Linked DNA regions of Homo sapiens: region 2 is linked to region 1. A link is an interaction called in ENCODE POLR2A ChIA-PET data of the cell type or tissue named here. Cell type or tissue: Panc1. All regions are shown on one strand.

Region 1 (8,000 bases):
CTGCCAAGGTCTGCTCCTGCACCTCCTTCCCCCAGCATTCCTCATCCTGGTGGCTTTAACAAGCCTCTCTCCCTTGAGCCTGTCAACACTGGGCTGTTAGTCTTCTGAGCGGGAGCCCGGCCCAGAGCTGAGTTGTTCATCCGTCCCCAGCCAGGGTTGATCTGAAGGGGGATAAGTCTCAGCCCCAGCGGTCACATAGGGGTCACATCACCAAATATGAGAATATTGTTTTAGGCCCCGCAATGCTTTCTCAGCTGTGTGGTGTCTGACAGCTCACCCAGGTTGCGCCCCTAGTCCCAGCCATTCTCTGCCAGTCCTGATGGGAAGCCCCAGGCGTGGGAGAAGACGCCCAGCAGCTGTTCCAAGTGGGCTCTGCTGCTCCAGGCCAGGCTTGGGAAGGTGCTGCCGAGCTCTCCTCTGGGCAAGCCCTGCCTTCTGCTACCCATTTGGATATTGTGTAGAAGATGACTTGGGAATCCCCAGCCCATGCCCTGGGCACCTCCTCTTTGGTGCCTCTACTGTTCCTCCTTCCACGGGTGAACCCAGGCATACTTATTCTCCCTGGAGACCTTTGCTTGGACTGCCCCGAGACCTTGTTGTCCAGGGGGACACCCATTAAGGTTTAGAGCCCAGCAATGCGCCTGGGGAAGTACCCTCCCTTGTAGGAAAGGACTGTGATGCCGCCCTGTGTCCCTGGCAGCCCACAGCCAGAGCAGGAGTCTGAGCCCGCTTCTGGCCACCAGAGCCAACTTTTCACCGCCCACTAAGAACAGGAAATGAGCGAGACCTGTGCCCCAACTGCAGCCCGCTACCTGCCGCACCACACGCCTCTGTCCCTGACCTGGGTTGGGGGTGTTCTCCAGGCTGTTTTCTGGCTTTTGTCTGGCCTGTGGAGTGGGGGTGGGAGGGAAGGGATGCAGACAGGACTGCTTCCCCGTCCCTGCCTCCTCCACTGCCATCGTGGGTGCCAGAGCAGCTCCTTGGCAGGCTCTTCCACTGTAAACAACACATTTCCTTCCCTGAGAGGAGGAAAGGGAGGGAAAAGAAAGCCAAATTTGTTGGGAAGCAAGTACAACGTGTCAACATGAAGAACAAACAATGCCCTGGACAAAGTGTGGATTGTCATACCAAAGGGAAGGAGTGGGCATTGTCAGCCACTCTTTGCAGACTCAGAAATATCATTGACCACAGACATCTGAATCGGCGTCAGATCTGCAGCAGCTGGGCCCCTGCCTGCAGTGCAGCCTGGCTTGCCCAGGGCAGGCACTGACACAAGATCACTTTTCGGGTTCCTTTCTGGAACTTGCTGGGGCCTGGGGAATTGGGAGGTTGTTGACAGTCCTCCCTCACCACCACCCAGCCAAGCTGGTTAAGGCAGCTGGTGTGAGCCCACTGGAGTAGCTGCTGGCCTAGATTCCAAGCCCCCCTCCCTGGCCAAAGGTGGGAACTGGGGGTAACCAAGATCCATTGCCCCCCTCGCAGCTCAGCCCGTTTGATGGTGGTGAAGCTACAGCCACCAACTCACCCCTGTTGGTTAAGCCTGTGCCCAAACCCCCTTTCCCTGTGGGCCTGAGTATTTCCCCAGCAGCCCCTCACCATGATCTCCTGGGGCACCACTTAAGAATACAAGTGCTGGCCAGGTGCGGTGGCTCACGCCTGTAATCAGTCCCAGCACTTTGGGAGGCTGAGGTGGGTGGATCATCTGAGGTCGGGAGTTCGAGACCAGCCTGACCAATGTGGAGAAACCCCATCTCTACTAAAAATACAAAATTGCCAGGCACGGTGGCTCACACCTGTAATCCTAGCACTTTGGGAGGCCGAGGCGGGCGGATCATGAGGTCAGGAGATCGAGACCATCCTGGCTAACACAGTAAAACCCCGTCTCTACTAAAAATACAAAAAATTAGCCGGGCATGGCGGCGGGCGCCTGTAGTCCCAGCTTGTTTGTCTGCTGTTAAACAGCAGACAAAACTCCAGCCCCTGGCCGGGCCCAGTGGCTCACGCCTGTAATCCCAACACTTTGGGAGGCTGAGGCAGGAGAATGGCATGAACCCAGGAGGCGGAGCTTGCAGTGAGCCAAGATCATGCTACTGCACTCCAGCCTGGGTGACAGAGTGAGACTCCGTCTCAGAAGAAAAAAAAAAAAAAAAAATTAGCTGGGCATGGTGGCACATGCCTGTAATCCCAGCTACTTGAGAGACTGAGGCAGGAGAATCACTTGAACCCAGGAGGCAGAGGTTGCGGTGAGTTGAGATCGTGCCATTGCACTCCAGCCTGGAAAACAAGAGCAAAACTCCGTCTCAAAAAAAAAAAAAAAAAAAAAAAAAGCATGGGCCTTGGCCTTACCCCAGAGTATTCTGATTCAGGAAGTGTGAATGGGGCCTAGCATCGCCATATTTTCAGAAGCTTCCCAGGGGAGTGTGCTGCTCAGATTGGTTGAGGGTCTTCCTCTCTTACTAGAGGGTCTCCTCCCTCTGAGGGCTGTTTGTGTACAAACATAAGTGTTTTCTGCCTGGCTCTTGGTAAGTGCAAATATCAGTGAGTGCTGTTATCAATATTATTTCTACTGCTACTTTCTGGGCTAGAGAACTGTCAAGATATATGTATTCACTAGGCTGGCCTGGGAATTTGCCCCACCGTCCCCACTTGGGAACCATCTCTGGGCATTGGTTTGCCTTCCTTTTCATTGGCCAGTCTGGTTTTTTAGCAGTGTCTGTGACTCTCAGGCTTCTAGCCCTCTTAAGTTGAGCAGGTGGCCAGGAAATGTGTGGCTGGTGGAGGTTGGGACTGCTGATTTTCCAGGTCATTGGTAAAAACCAAAGCTACCTTCACCTCCCTCATCAGAAGACAGAGAAGTTATCCCCATCTATATAGGCTTCTACAGTTGGGGTGTCTTCCCCAGACAGGAAAAGAGCATCCTCTATCACCATGAGATCAGATAGCCGTTCCTCTAAAGTCCAGAGCCTTGAGCCAGGCGTGGTGGCTCTTGCCTGTGATCCCAGCACTTTGGGAGGCCAAGGCGGATGGATCATTTGAGGTCAGGAGTTCAAGACCAGCCTGGCCAACATGGCAAAACCCCATCTCTACTAAAAATACAAAAATTAGCCGGACATGGTGATGGTCACCTGTAATCCCAGCTACTCGGGAGGCTGAGGCAGGAGAATCGCTTGAACCCAGGAGGCGGAGGTTGCAATGAGCCAAGATTGTACCACTGCACTCCAGCCTGGGCGATAGGGCAAGAGATTCCATCTAAAAAATAAAAAGAAAAGTCCAGAGCCTTGTCTCCTCTGGGTACCTACCCTTGGGCAAAGTGGGGATGATAGTCACCTCCCTAGCAGAACTGCCATAAGGATTCAATGAAATGACACTGATCAAGCTCTTAGCACAGCGCCTAGCACATGGTGGAGGTACTGCTTCTGCTATTGGCCATTTTTACTGTCATTTTTATCATCACCATTCCCATTATTATTCGTGACAGAGCCAAGCAGCTCTGTAGGGACCCAGTGAGCCTCAGGAGTGCCAAGCCCCAGAACTGCACAGGCTTTTCCCACAGTTGCATCACAAGGGCAAGTCTGTTACTCGGGAGAGCTCCCAGGAGCTGCCCCATCTTAGCTGTCTATCTCCAGTGTCCTGTTGATAAGATCTGTTAACATTCTCAGCTCCAGGTCTGAAATATACAAAGAACAGGGCCTGTTTGTTCAATCCAACCTTCTAAGGTTTAACTCCCAAAGGAAATTAAATTAGGTGCCTGGAGCTATGACAGTCTGTCGTGTTTCTTTGCAGAGAATGTCACCTTTAATATCATGTAGATCTCATGTATAATTTTTCCCCTTTAATTCTTTTAAAATAACGTGAAGTTTCCAGCGGGAACCAGCAAATCACCAAAAGCAAAAATGGAGGAGCAGCTAGGGTTTGTCCTCATTTTTGATCTGGCCATCCCCTCCCCCAACCGAGTCCAAAATAAGTCCACACACAGATGGTGCCGCGCATGGTCGTTGCTCTACTAAAAGCCACCATAACTCACCCTCTCCTTAGCACCAGTTCCAGACCTTTGTCAGGGGAACCAGCTTAGAATTGAACTCAGTGTTGGTGGCATTACGTTTCCTTGAAGAATAACTCTGGCGTCTCACTGGGTGGCCACAGCCTCTGTGAACCCTTGCCCCTCTTCCTGTCCTCCCTCCACCCCATCTCACCCCCAGCACTTGTTATAGTCCCACATCTATTTACTGATCTGGCAGAAAGCCCCTCCCTCCAAGTTATTTGTGAGTTAGAAATTAGCCCAGCCCGGCCCAGACTGGAGCCATTGTAATATAATTGGGTTTTAGGTATGCTTGTGTTTGTGCTAGCATTTGCAGAGATGGCAACGAGCCCCGGAAATGCCAAAAATATGAATGTAACTTTTGTATTGCTTGAGCAGACTGGTGATAACTGGTGGGGAAACTGAACTTTTGGGGAGGACACCCCTGGGATAAGAGAGTAGGAGGAGCAAGGGCTTAGGCTGTGAGAGGGAGTACGTGTATGGCTGGAGTCTGTGGGCAGAGTCGGCCAGTCCCACTTTGGGGAATTAGGAAGAACTGTAGGGGTGCACCTCCCCGAACTTTGCCAACTTTGCCTCTCCTGCTCTGTCTCTAAGCCTTGTCTCTGTCCTTGGTCGGGGCCCTAGCTCCTAGAACAGAGAGTTTGGTGAGGAGACGTGGACCAGTGGTCAGAGTTATTTTGTTCCTGCTATGGGCTTGGAGCCTGGGAAGGCTGGGTCTCTTGTCTCCTTGCCAGCCAAAAGAGGGTGCTTGTCCTGGTGGGAAATGAGCTGCCTTCATGCCTGTGTCCCTGGAAGGATGAATGGATGAGTTAGTGTCCTGGGGGTGAGAGTTCAGCATTCGGGAGCAGTACTCCAGGCACTAAATTGAGAGTCCAGACATGATCAGGATATGGTCTTAACCACTCACAAGCCGTGTGACACTGAGCAAATTACATAACCTGCCTGTGCCTGTTTCCTCCACTGTAAGGAGACATGGAGATGAGCAGTTAGCATGCCCGGTATGATGGCGGCTTTTCTGCTCACTTGGGGGTAGTGTTCTTATTTCTCACTCCCTCCTCCACCCCGTCCACTTCTTGCTTTAGAGACCTCCGTCCTGTGAGCTCCCGAGCCGTCCTGTGTGCTCACCTTCCTGTGTGCACTCCTTCCTTGTTATCTCACAGCGTGGAAACTTTTGTTCTTGGCAGCTGACAATTCCCAGGGGAAACCTGGTGGGTATTTTTTCAAGTTCTCAATTCTCCTCCTCACAGGGAGGGTTTCCCCTCAGAGGAGCCCCTCACCTGGATCTTCACCCCATTATCTTTCTTCCTTTGTGCCCTACCTGGGTGCTCAAGGTGTACGGGAGAAGACAGGTAGAGCTGTGGCCTGGGGGTACAGAAGGGTCTGCAGTGGAGGGAGGCTGGGAGGCCCTGGGGACAAGGACAGGGAGGGGGAGGGGTGAAGGAAGGGGTCACAGTTGGAAGAGGAAAGACACCCTCACCCAGGGCGTGGTGGGGTGCAGACCTGGGATCAGCTTGGCCTGGCTCTGCCTAGCAGCCTGACGAGAGGGGTGGGTGGGGAAGAATGGCCCAGCAGATTGAGGAAGGCCGGTTTTAGAGGGCCTGAGAGCCCTTGGACGTTGGTATTGGCTGTGAAAACTTCTTTAGCGGATGAAGTTGGTGTTTGTGCCAGCCAAATAGTGGGGCCAGACTCAGCATCAAAGCGAGAGGCAATGAGGTGTCAGACTAGAACAGCAACGTGGAATGCTGGGAGGTGACCTAGAGAAGAGGAACCTCAAAGAAGGCTGGAGGAACTCAGTGGCTGATCGAGCACAGCAGGTCAGGGGCTTGGGAGCTTCCAGCCTGGGAGGATGTGGCTACTGTGAATGGGAATGGAAGTTGGGAGTCCCTTTGTCATCTGTAAAATGAGACGTTGGTCCACAATCTCCAGATTCTCCAGCTCAGACATTCTTGGATGTACCTTCCAGGGCACTTCCAGATTCCAGATAGGGCTTGTATTCCAAATCCAAACAGTTTCCTTTTGTCCTTCTACGGTGAGGGGCAGAGGGGGACACTAGAGCCTGACTGGGCAGCAGCTTTAATTTAATTTTTTTTCCTTTTAATTTTTCTTTTCTGTTCCTTTTTCTTCCTGAGATTCCTTTTTACCGGCCCCACCAGTGTTCATCTCCCTTCTGGGAGCAGCATTCCCAGCTCTCCCAGTGTCCTCCCTCCCCTCCCCATTGTCCCCTGACCCCTTTCCTTCTATGCCTCAGTCTGATATTGCAGGGAGGTGAGGGTGTGGGGGGAATGACAGCTGGGGACAGGCCTCAAACACTTCCCTGTGTCCCTTGAACAGATCACAGTGAGCTCATCTCTCCTCCATGGTCAGAAGAGAGGTATAACGCTTGGTGGTTGGCAAAAAGATCATACATTTAAAAATAATAATAAAAGCCTGCCTTGTGCCTTCACAGATTCTGTTGACCGAAGAGTTTGTAGAGAAAATGTTGGAGGATTTAGAAGATTTGACTTCTCCAGAGGAAGTAAGCTTGTTTGACTTTTCCTGACAACAGGTCCCGTCTCTGGGACCATGTGTGTGCGTGCGTGTGCACGTCTGTGCATGCATGTGTGCGTGTGTACCTGTGGTGCGTGTGTGCTTGCATGTATCTGTGTGGCTGCATCTGTGGGCTCCTCCCCAAGGTGCAGGGATAGGCTGGAGAGGAGACTGTAGATTTCTCTTCTGTTTCTATGCACCCTCACCATCCCCTGCCCTACCCCCAGCCCTTGTAAGGACACCCAGCAAATCGTCTGAATTGCCAGCTCCTGAGAGCCTCATTGAAGAGGAAGCCAGGGCCTTCAGGCTAGTACGAGTTCTCCCCAGCCCCTGCTGTTCCCTGGCAGATTCTGAACAGAACGCCCATGTCTGTTGCCAGAGAACATTCCGCTGGGGAGTTCTGGTGGGCAGCAAGGGACTCCTGCTCTCGCCTCGGGCCACCCAGGAGCCACTCTCCCTTCTTCGTCCTCCAGCCATGAGCTGTGCCTCTTAGTCTCCCTCTTCCAGCCCTGGCTCAGAGCTGGAGGAGCTGGCAGGCCAGCTGTGGCTGTGCCTTCTTTAGCTGCTCCTCTGGGGTAGAGGAATGGAGTCCATAATCCCCTTTGTTTTTTCTCCCTTGTTCCCGGCATCCTTATTTGCGAGGGCTTACCTCATCCTGGAAAATCCCTTCCCCTCCCCCGCTCCTGCCCGCAGCACCCCAGTGGGATGGGAGCTTTCCTGGCCCCAGTGCCCCATGGGTTAGTGAACTCTAGCAGGCTGGCCGGGCCTCTGGAGAGCTCTCCTGGGCCCTGCCCTGCCTGTGGCAGAGGCAGACCCTTCCCTTGTCCTGTCTGCCAGGAAATGTGCTTGGGGGAGAACTCCTTCGCCTCCCAGGGGCCAGGCTTTCTACCAAGAGGGAGGCCAGGCGGGAGCTAGGTTCCAGCCAGGGCTGGAGCTTCCAGCTTCCAGGGCTCCCTGGGCTGCAACAGCCAGGACACAGGCCTCTGGTGTTTAGGAAGCTGAGGGGAGTGCACAGGGCGGGACCGTCCAGTCCAGGTCTCCAGTTGGACAGGAACTCCCCAGAGCCAGGGTCACCTCAATAGAGCAGGGTCTCCTCTGTCCTCTGGGATGCAGCTTGAGAAATTTGTTCATTTATATATTCCAAAGCCATCAAGCACCCAGTCCATGCCAGCCAATCAACCCCCACAAGTCACTGGTCCCTGAGTCCCAGCTCCCCATTCAGTCAGACCAGAGCCAGCTGCCCAGAAGCGCTTCCGGAGAGGCCTTGTCGCACTGGGATGGCGCTGTGCCAGGCTGCTGCTTTGAGCTTGGGGGTAGGAGGGGGACAGTCCAGGCAAGAGGGACAGAAGCCTGGGGGAGCAGAGGAAAGTAGGTCACTAAAAATGACTTTTTTCTTTTTTTCCTTTTCTGTCCAGAGGCTGTCCCTACACCCTGC
Region 2 (8,000 bases), 62 kb after region 1:
GCTGGTGAACAACACGTGGTACTTCCCACCCCTGTAATGGCTTCGTATGTGCTGCCTTCAGGACACCAGGTGGAACGGGACCCTGAAATCCATCCCAGGAATCACTAACTTCCATAGTCTCAAATCATGTGTTTAAGCTACTCCACTAATGAGAAGTGATGTACCTGCCCTACTTCATCCACAGAGGGGCGTGGCTTGCCATCTAGCAGCTCCATGGCTGTTTCCTTAACTCGCCCCCGTGAGGCTACCTATTGTTAAGCAGTACAAGACAGGTCTCTTAAATATGTTTTGATTAAACATGTACGATGTATGTGTCTGTCTTTAAACACTTGAAACTGCAACAGAAATTCCAGGTCCTTTTTTTATTTTTAAACCTTTGTACATTTTCTTTCAGAGTTGTTAGAATCAGATGTCACCTGACTTGCCTATTCAGTGCCTAATCATTTGGGCCAGCTTTTGGGGAGGTGGGGTGGGGTAGGGAGGAAAAAAACAGGAATTTAGGGCATTTCAGTAATTATTGCACAGTTTTCACGTTTGAAAGTGAACCTCAAACCATTCGATCTTTATTGATATTTTTCTAGTAAAGTCTTTCAGTTTTAGAATATTTTTAGCCCTAATAAATAAAAATTACTAAAGGCCTGTACTTCAACTAAGCAATGCTGGAAAGGAATTCCACTTAAGTGACTCTTTTTAAGGCAAAAACCAGGAAGCTGGTGTGTGGACAAGAGCTTGGGTCAGAGGCACCACCTTAGGGAGGTACACGGTCAACCAGTGGCTCACAGTGAAAAGCGCTTCCACAGCAAAACTCCATGACCTTTCTCTAGTCCCCAAAGGTTACCACGAAAGGACAATAGACAGCAGATTCCCTTCTTAATTAACATTTTTATTAAATAACCCATTTCAAATAATGGTTAAATTCTCTAAATTTATATCATTCTATTAACCATAATCTAATCTCATTAACCTTGAAATCCCAGTCTTAACTACCCAATTCTATACACCATGGTACTATCTACTAAACTAATTAAGTGACCTTCAAACTATTTCTCCTCCATACAAAAATCATTTTTTATTTTTTGCTCATAGTTTTTTGTTGGATCTCTCTTGATATCATTTCCTGTGAACTTGGTTGCTGAAGGCCCCAATCTGGGAAGAACTTTCTTATCAAAATCAAATCATATATAATAATCTCACTTTACTCACTCAAACTGGTTTATTTTGCAGTGCTCCCCTGCCTGTCCCCAACCCCACCCTCTAGCTGCCTAGTAGCTTGCTGCCTCTTTTGTGGCCTAAAGATCCCGTGAAGGGCACTGTCTACGGTGGTTACACAGCCAGGAGCATGGAGTTCTATCCTTTAATCTCCACCTGATGGGAGTTGGGGGAGGGCTGGGGGTTGGGAAGAAAATGACAGGAGATCCCTCTCTACCTCCAGGCTTCTCTGAAGCAGTGTCCTTGACTTTAAATGCCACGGCTCTAAATACTGATTCTAGATTACTCTAGTTCTCCTTTTTCACATCGCTAAGGCTGGTGGAAGATACAAGAGGCTTACTGTTAATTCTCGCTTTGCTTTTTCTTCAACACTCTGGTCAAGCAAAAGAAAGATTCCAGAGCTGTACTTGCACTTTCTTACGAATATGCACACAAACTATATTGCTTTTCTTCAGCCCCACCTTCATAATAGCCCCCAACCTCAAGATGCTCTCAGCTTTCTCTCTCTTTTTTTCTTTTTCTGAGACAGAGTCTCACTCTTTCACCCAGGCTGGAGTGCAGTAGTGCAATCTCAGCTCATTGCAAGCTCCGCCTCCTGGGTTCAGGCCATTCTCCTGCCTCAGCCTCCCGTGTAGCTGGGACTACAGGTGCCCGCCACCACACCCGGCTAATTTTTTTGTATTTTTAGTAGAGACGGGGCTTCACTGTGTTAGCCAGGATGGTCTCGATCTCCTGACCTCGTGATCTGCCTGCCTCGGCCTCCCAAAGTGCTGGGATTACAGGTGTGAGCCACCACAGCCGGCTACTCTCAGCTTTCTAAATTTGTCATCTAAACCTTTTAGACAGGCTCATGCTGAAGTGGTTTTCAGAAACACAAGAAAATTACTATCTTTTCTTGGGTCTCATCTTCATCAAAATAACCTTAGGCCTTATGACTGCCATCCTATGTGCAATCGGAGTAAAATATGTTAGACAAATTTTGATTGTTTATTTTTATTTATTTATTTATTTTGAGAGAGAGTCTTGCTCTGTCGCCCAGGCTGGAGTGCAGTGATGCGATCTTGGCTCACTGGAACCTTCGCCTCCCAGCTTCAAGCAATTCTGCTGCCTCAGCCTCCCAAGTAGCTGGGATTACAGGTGTGCACCACCATGTCCGGCTGATTTTTTTTGTATTTTTAGTAGAGACGGGGGTTTCACCATGTTGGCCAGGCTGGTCTCGAACCCCTGACCTCAGGTGATCCACCCGCCTCGGCCTCCCAAAGTGCTGGGATTACAGGCATGAGCCACTGCACCTGGCCTTGATGTTTTAAAAAGCAGCCAGGGCCGGGCAGGGTGGCTCATGCCTGTAATCCCAGCACTTTGGGAGGCTGACGCAGGCAGATCACTTGGGGTCAGGAGTTCAAGACCAGCCTGGTCAACATGGCGAAATCCCGTTTCTACTAAAAATACAAAAAATTAGCTGGGTGTGGTGGTGAATGCCTGTAATCCCAGCTACTTGCAAGGCTGAGGCAGGAGAATCACTTGAACCTGGAAGGCGGAGGTTGCAGTGAGCCGAGATTGTGCCACTGCACTCCAGCCTGGGCAATGAGAATGAAACTCCGTCTCAAAAAAAAAAAAAAAAAAAATTAGGGGGAGCCTGCTTTTCCGGTACACAGTTCCTCAGTACAAAGCATGGGGCTTTCTGTCAGCAGAAGCCTCCCAGTGGGAAACCAACCTGAAGTAGCAGGAAACAGACACCAACCCTAGGGGTAGGGAAGATAACCAACAGAAGAAACAAAAACACTTCTAGGATGACTAGTACGTGTATGGTTATTGGTGGCTATCACCTTGGAAGTACAGGCATTTTAGCATCCGTAATATTAGACACAACACAAAACCCCAATCCAATCAATCATCAAAGAATCCTAGAGTTAGAGACAATCCTCAGTCTTCTGTTCTCACATCCCTCCCAAAGGGGAAGCTTGCTGCACATGTGGGGTGGCTTACCTGGGGCACTGTTGGGGCACCTCATGATATCTGATTGGTTGCTAAGCAGAAAAGAACCAAATTCCTCCATGCCCTTCATATCTTGGAATGGCTCATCTGCCCATCAAGATCAGCCCAACCAATGAGACAGACCACCTCGGTTAGCTGTCATGTTGCCAGGTGGCCAAGCCTTCCTGTAATCTCACCTGAACGCCCTCTCCTGTGAGAGCTGAGCAAGACTGGATCTGCCAGACTCGGTCGCGGATGGTATGCAGGTTCAGTCCTTCTGCAATTTCAGAGGCAGGGGCTGCTGTGAGCAAATCCTGCTTATTAGCAAAGATGAGCACTGGCACACAACTTAGTTTTTCTTCCTCCAGTAATTCCGCTAGTTCCTGGATTTTGAGAAGGGAGAGGGAGGGAAGGTTAAAATCTATACATCTATGATATTTAACCATACACTACTTTTTTTTTTTTTTTTTTGAGACAGAGTCTCACTCTGTCACCCAGGCTGGAGTGCAATGGCGTGATCTCGGCTCACTGCAACCTTCGCTTCCCAGGTTCAAGTGATTCTCCTGCCTCAACCTCCTGAGTAGCTGGGACTACAGGCATGCACCACCACACTCAGCTAATTTTTGTATTTTTAGTAGAGACAGGGTTTTGCCACGTTGGGCAGGCTGGTCTAGAACTGCACACCTCAGGTGATCCACCCACCTCGGCCTCCCAAAGTGCTGGGATTACAGGCGTGAGCTACCATGCCCGGACAACCATGCAGTTCTAATCAGAAAAAAAAATAACAGTTAAGCTGATCAACTAGCAACTTTCAAGAGTAGTGATTCTCAAACTTTTTTTTTTCTTTCTTTTTTTTTTTTTTTGAGACAGGGTCTCGCTCTGTCGCCCAGGCTGGAGTGCAGTGGCGCAATCCCGGCTCACTGCAACCTTTCACCTCCCAGGTTCAAGCAATTCTCACCCCTCAGCCTCCTGAGTAGCTGGGACTGCAGGTGCACACTACCATGCCCAGCTAATTTCTGTATTTTTAGTAGAGATGGGTTTTCACCATGTTGGTCAGGCTGGTCTTGAACTCCTGGCCTCAAGTGATCTGCCCGCCTTGGCCTCCCAAAGTGCTGGGATTACGGTGTGAGCCGCCGTGCTCAGTCTGATTATCAAACTTGAACCTGTATAAGATTCCCCTGGCAGATTCCTGGGCCCAACCCAGAGATGCTGACTTTGGAAAGTCTGAGCTAGGGCTCAGGAATTTACTTTTTTTTTTTTTTTTTTTTTTTTTTTTGAGACGAGTCTTGCTCTGTTGCCCAGGCTGGAGTGCAGTGGCGCGATCTCGGCTCACTGCAACCTCCGCCTCCCGGGTTCAAGCAATTCTCTGCCTCAGCCTCCCAAGTGGCTGGGATTACAGGCGCCCACCACCATGCCTCGCTAATTTTTTTTGTATTTTTAGTAGAGACGGGGTTTCACCATCTTGGCCAGGCTAGTCTTGAACTCCTGACCTTGTGATCCACCCCCCACCTTGGCCTCCCAAAGTGCTGGGATTACAGGCGTGAGCCACCGCGCCCGGCATAGGAATCCACATTTTTAGCAAACTCCTGAAGTGATTCCGCTACAGATGATTCACAGATCACTTTTTTTTTTTGAGACAATATCTCACTCTGTCATCCAGGCTGGAGTGCAGTGGTGCGATCACAGCTTACTGCAGGCTCAACCTCCTGGGCTCAAGCAATGCTTAACTTAGCCTCCTGATCAGCTAGCTGGGACCTCAGGTGATTGCCACCATGCCCAGCTAATTAAAAAAAAATTTTTTTTGGCCAGGCGCGGTGGCTCACCCATGTAATCCCAGCATTTTGGGAGGCTGAGGTGGGCGGAGTTCGAGACCAGTCTGACCAATATGGTGAAACCCTGTCTCTATTAAAAATACAAAAATTAGCTGTGCATGGTGGTGGGCACATGTAGTCCCAACTACTTGGGAGGCTGAGACAGGAGAATTGCTTGAACCCAGGAGGCAAAGGTTGCAGTGAGCTAAGATCATGCCACTGCACTCCAGCCAGGGTGACAGAGTGAGATTCTGCCTGGAAAAAAAAAATTTTTTTTTGTAGAGACAGGGTTTTGATATATTGCCCACGCTGGTCTTGAACTCCTGGGCTCAAGGGATCCTCCTGCCTCAGCCTAACAAAGTGCTAGAATTATAGCGATGAGCCATCACACCTGGCCCATAGAACACTTTTGAGAAAATCATTCAAGGGAGAAGACAAGAAGTGGTTTGAGATTCAAAACTTACCCAAGGTTATTACCTGCAAATAACTTTCAATGCGTGTGTGTGTGTGTATGTGTGTGTGTGTATGAAATTTAAACTGAAAATGACAATTACTTTAGAGATAATTCTGTTTCATCAATCTCTATCTCTAAAACATGCATGCACATGCTTCACATTTCATCAAACCTACATCCTAAAATAACTTTATTGGTCCATCTGGCAAGGTCCCTGATATTTAGGTTATAGGTTGGGGTCTAAACTATATGTGATTTTGTTTACAAAAACTATAGGAAAGGGTGTATATGTACTTAAATGATAGGCCCCACCTTTTCCTCATTAAATCCACATTTTAGCTACTTAAAACACATGGGCTTTCAAAGAGAACTGTATGGATCAAGAGGCAGATGACTACATAGGACCCCCTCCACCTCCAAGCTCATTTCACATGAGTGATAATCCAGAAATCATCAGGGTATGGAAGGGTGGTGGGTTGTTTCCAGAAGTCTGGAGAGTTCTCAACTCAATTTCAAAAAAAGGGACATAAACATGAGAACTGCTACCTTTGGAAGGCCACCTGTGGTCATTTAGGACACAGGCCAAGGACTCTGCAATGATAACTTTTTAAAAAACTTTTTTTTTTTTTTTTTTTTGAGAGGGAGTCTCACTCTGTCACCCAGGCTGGAGTGCAGTGACACAATCTCGGCTCAGTGCAACCTCTGCAGTGGGTTCAAGTGATTCTCCTGCCTCAGCCTCCAGAGTAGCTGGGACTGTACAGGCACGTGCCACCACACCTGGCTAATTTTTTGTGTTTTTAGTAGAGACAGGGTTTCACTGTGTTAGCCAGGATGGTCTTGATCTCCTGACTGCAAGTGATCTGCCCACCTCAGCCTCCCAAAGGGCTGGGATTACAGGCGCGAGCCACCGCACCCAGCCCTTGGCATGTGCATTTTTTCCTGTCCTTTCAGATTTGTCAAAGTTACCCCTGAATCAATTAAGTAGGTATTGAAAAATGTAAATAAAAATGAGAAGTGACTTGTTCCTCTGGGTTCGTTTTCACATGGCCTGGGAAAAAACCTGAAGAGCCTTTGGGCATGGTGCTAAGTTCCACTTGTCTGTATCTCATATATTCAATTTGATTAAAGCTAAAAAGCTTTAATTAGAAAACTGTTTAGGCTGGGCATGGAGGCTCACGCCTGTAATCCCAGCACTTTGGGAGGCTGAGGTGGGTGGATCATCTGAGGTCAAGAGTTCAAGACCAGCCTGGTCAACATGGTGAAACCCTGTCTCTACTAAAAATACAAAAAAATTAGCCGGGCGTGGTGGCGCACGCCTGTAATCCCAGCTACTTGGGAGGCTGAGGCAGGAGAATCACTTGAACCTGGGAGGTTGAAGTTGCAGTGAGCTGAAATTGTGCCATTGCACTCCAGCCTGGGTGACAAGAGTGAAACTCCGTTTTGGAGGGGGGAAAAAAAAACTGTTTAAAGAACTCTCAACTAATTTCAGACAACTGGTATTTTTGCCTGCTTGCTAGAATAACTGTCTTGTTTGAACTGTAAAGGTTAACAAACAAAACAAAACAAAAACCTCCCTCACTCTCACACATTTACAAGGTTGATTAATGAATACCCAGTTATTTGGGAACTATCTCAACAGAAGAATTAGTATTTAAAAAATATACTAGGCTGGGCGTGGTGGCTCACGCCTGTAATCCCAGCACCTTGTGAGGCTGAGGCGGGAAGATCACCTGAGGTCGGGAGTTCAAGACCAGCCTGACCAATGTGGTGAAACCCTCTCTCTACTAAAAATACAAAATTAGCCAGGCGTGGTGGTGCATGCTAATTCCAGCTACTCGGGAGGCTGAGGCAGGAGAATTGCTTGAACCTGGGAGGCGGAGGTTGGGGTGAGCCGAGATCATGCCATTGCACTCTAGCCTGGGCAACAAGAGCAAAAACTCCGTCTCAAAAAAAAAAAAGTACATACATATATATATATAAGAACTTTGATATAAAAAAGAATTATTTACCTGACCCGTCTCTTCAAATCTTTTTCTGTCTGCACTGTCGATTACATATATCTATAAAGGAAAAGAAGAAGGTTATTTCAGTGAGCAGAGATGGAAAAGACAGGGCAATTTCTGCAAAAGGAGCAGGTGATCCCCAATCAGCATATTCCAATTAGCACAACATACAGAAATTGACTGGTGAGTCTCATCTCATTTATGAAGGCCAAACAAACAAATACACAAATTAATTAAATAGGGATGCCCAGAAAATACCTTCAGCAATGCTCCAAAGTCTAGGATTTAGGAAAACCAAGTGGGATAAAATAGCTACATTTAATGGGCACTTGATGTTGTCACTAAACATTACTAGGTCTACTCTATTAACCCTCATTACAACTCTACAATATAGATTTCACTATTTTCCTTTTTTTTTTTTTTTTTTTGAGACAGAGTCTTGCTCTGCTCTGTCACCCAGGCTGGAGTGCAGTGGCATGATTTCGGCTCTGGGTTCACCCCATTCTCCTGCCTCAGCCTCCCCAGCAGCTGGGACTACAGGCACACGCC

The links. Peaks named below come from ENCODE experiments on the same cell type or tissue, not always from the same donor. Only the 100,000 strongest peaks of a DNase experiment are listed, where the experiment ranks them.
Region 2: POLR2A ChIA-PET joins it to region 1 with 10 read pairs; 7 of 35 experiments call an interaction of 5 or more read pairs at or near these places.

Annotation. Positions count from the first base shown.
Region 1 is chr10:102,620,690-102,628,689 of GRCh38, forward strand. It overlaps SUFU (SUFU negative regulator of hedgehog signaling), which reads left to right. Exons shown (of 12, transcript NM_016169.4): 11 at 6,486-6,554. Among named protein-coding and RNA genes, the nearest start is that of TRIM8-DT, 18 kb to the right of the region's middle. RefSeq lists an enhancer at 7,770-8,000. In Panc1, no CTCF peak of the experiment used is centred here; no DNase peak of the experiment used is centred here; H3K27ac peaks cover 1,545 bases.
Region 2 is chr10:102,682,436-102,690,435 of GRCh38, forward strand. It overlaps ARL3 (ARF like GTPase 3), which reads right to left. Exons shown (of 6, transcript NM_004311.4): 4 at 7,458-7,508; 5 at 3,381-3,566. Among named protein-coding and RNA genes, the nearest start is that of ARL3, 28 kb to the right of the region's middle. In Panc1, no CTCF peak of the experiment used is centred here; no DNase peak of the experiment used is centred here.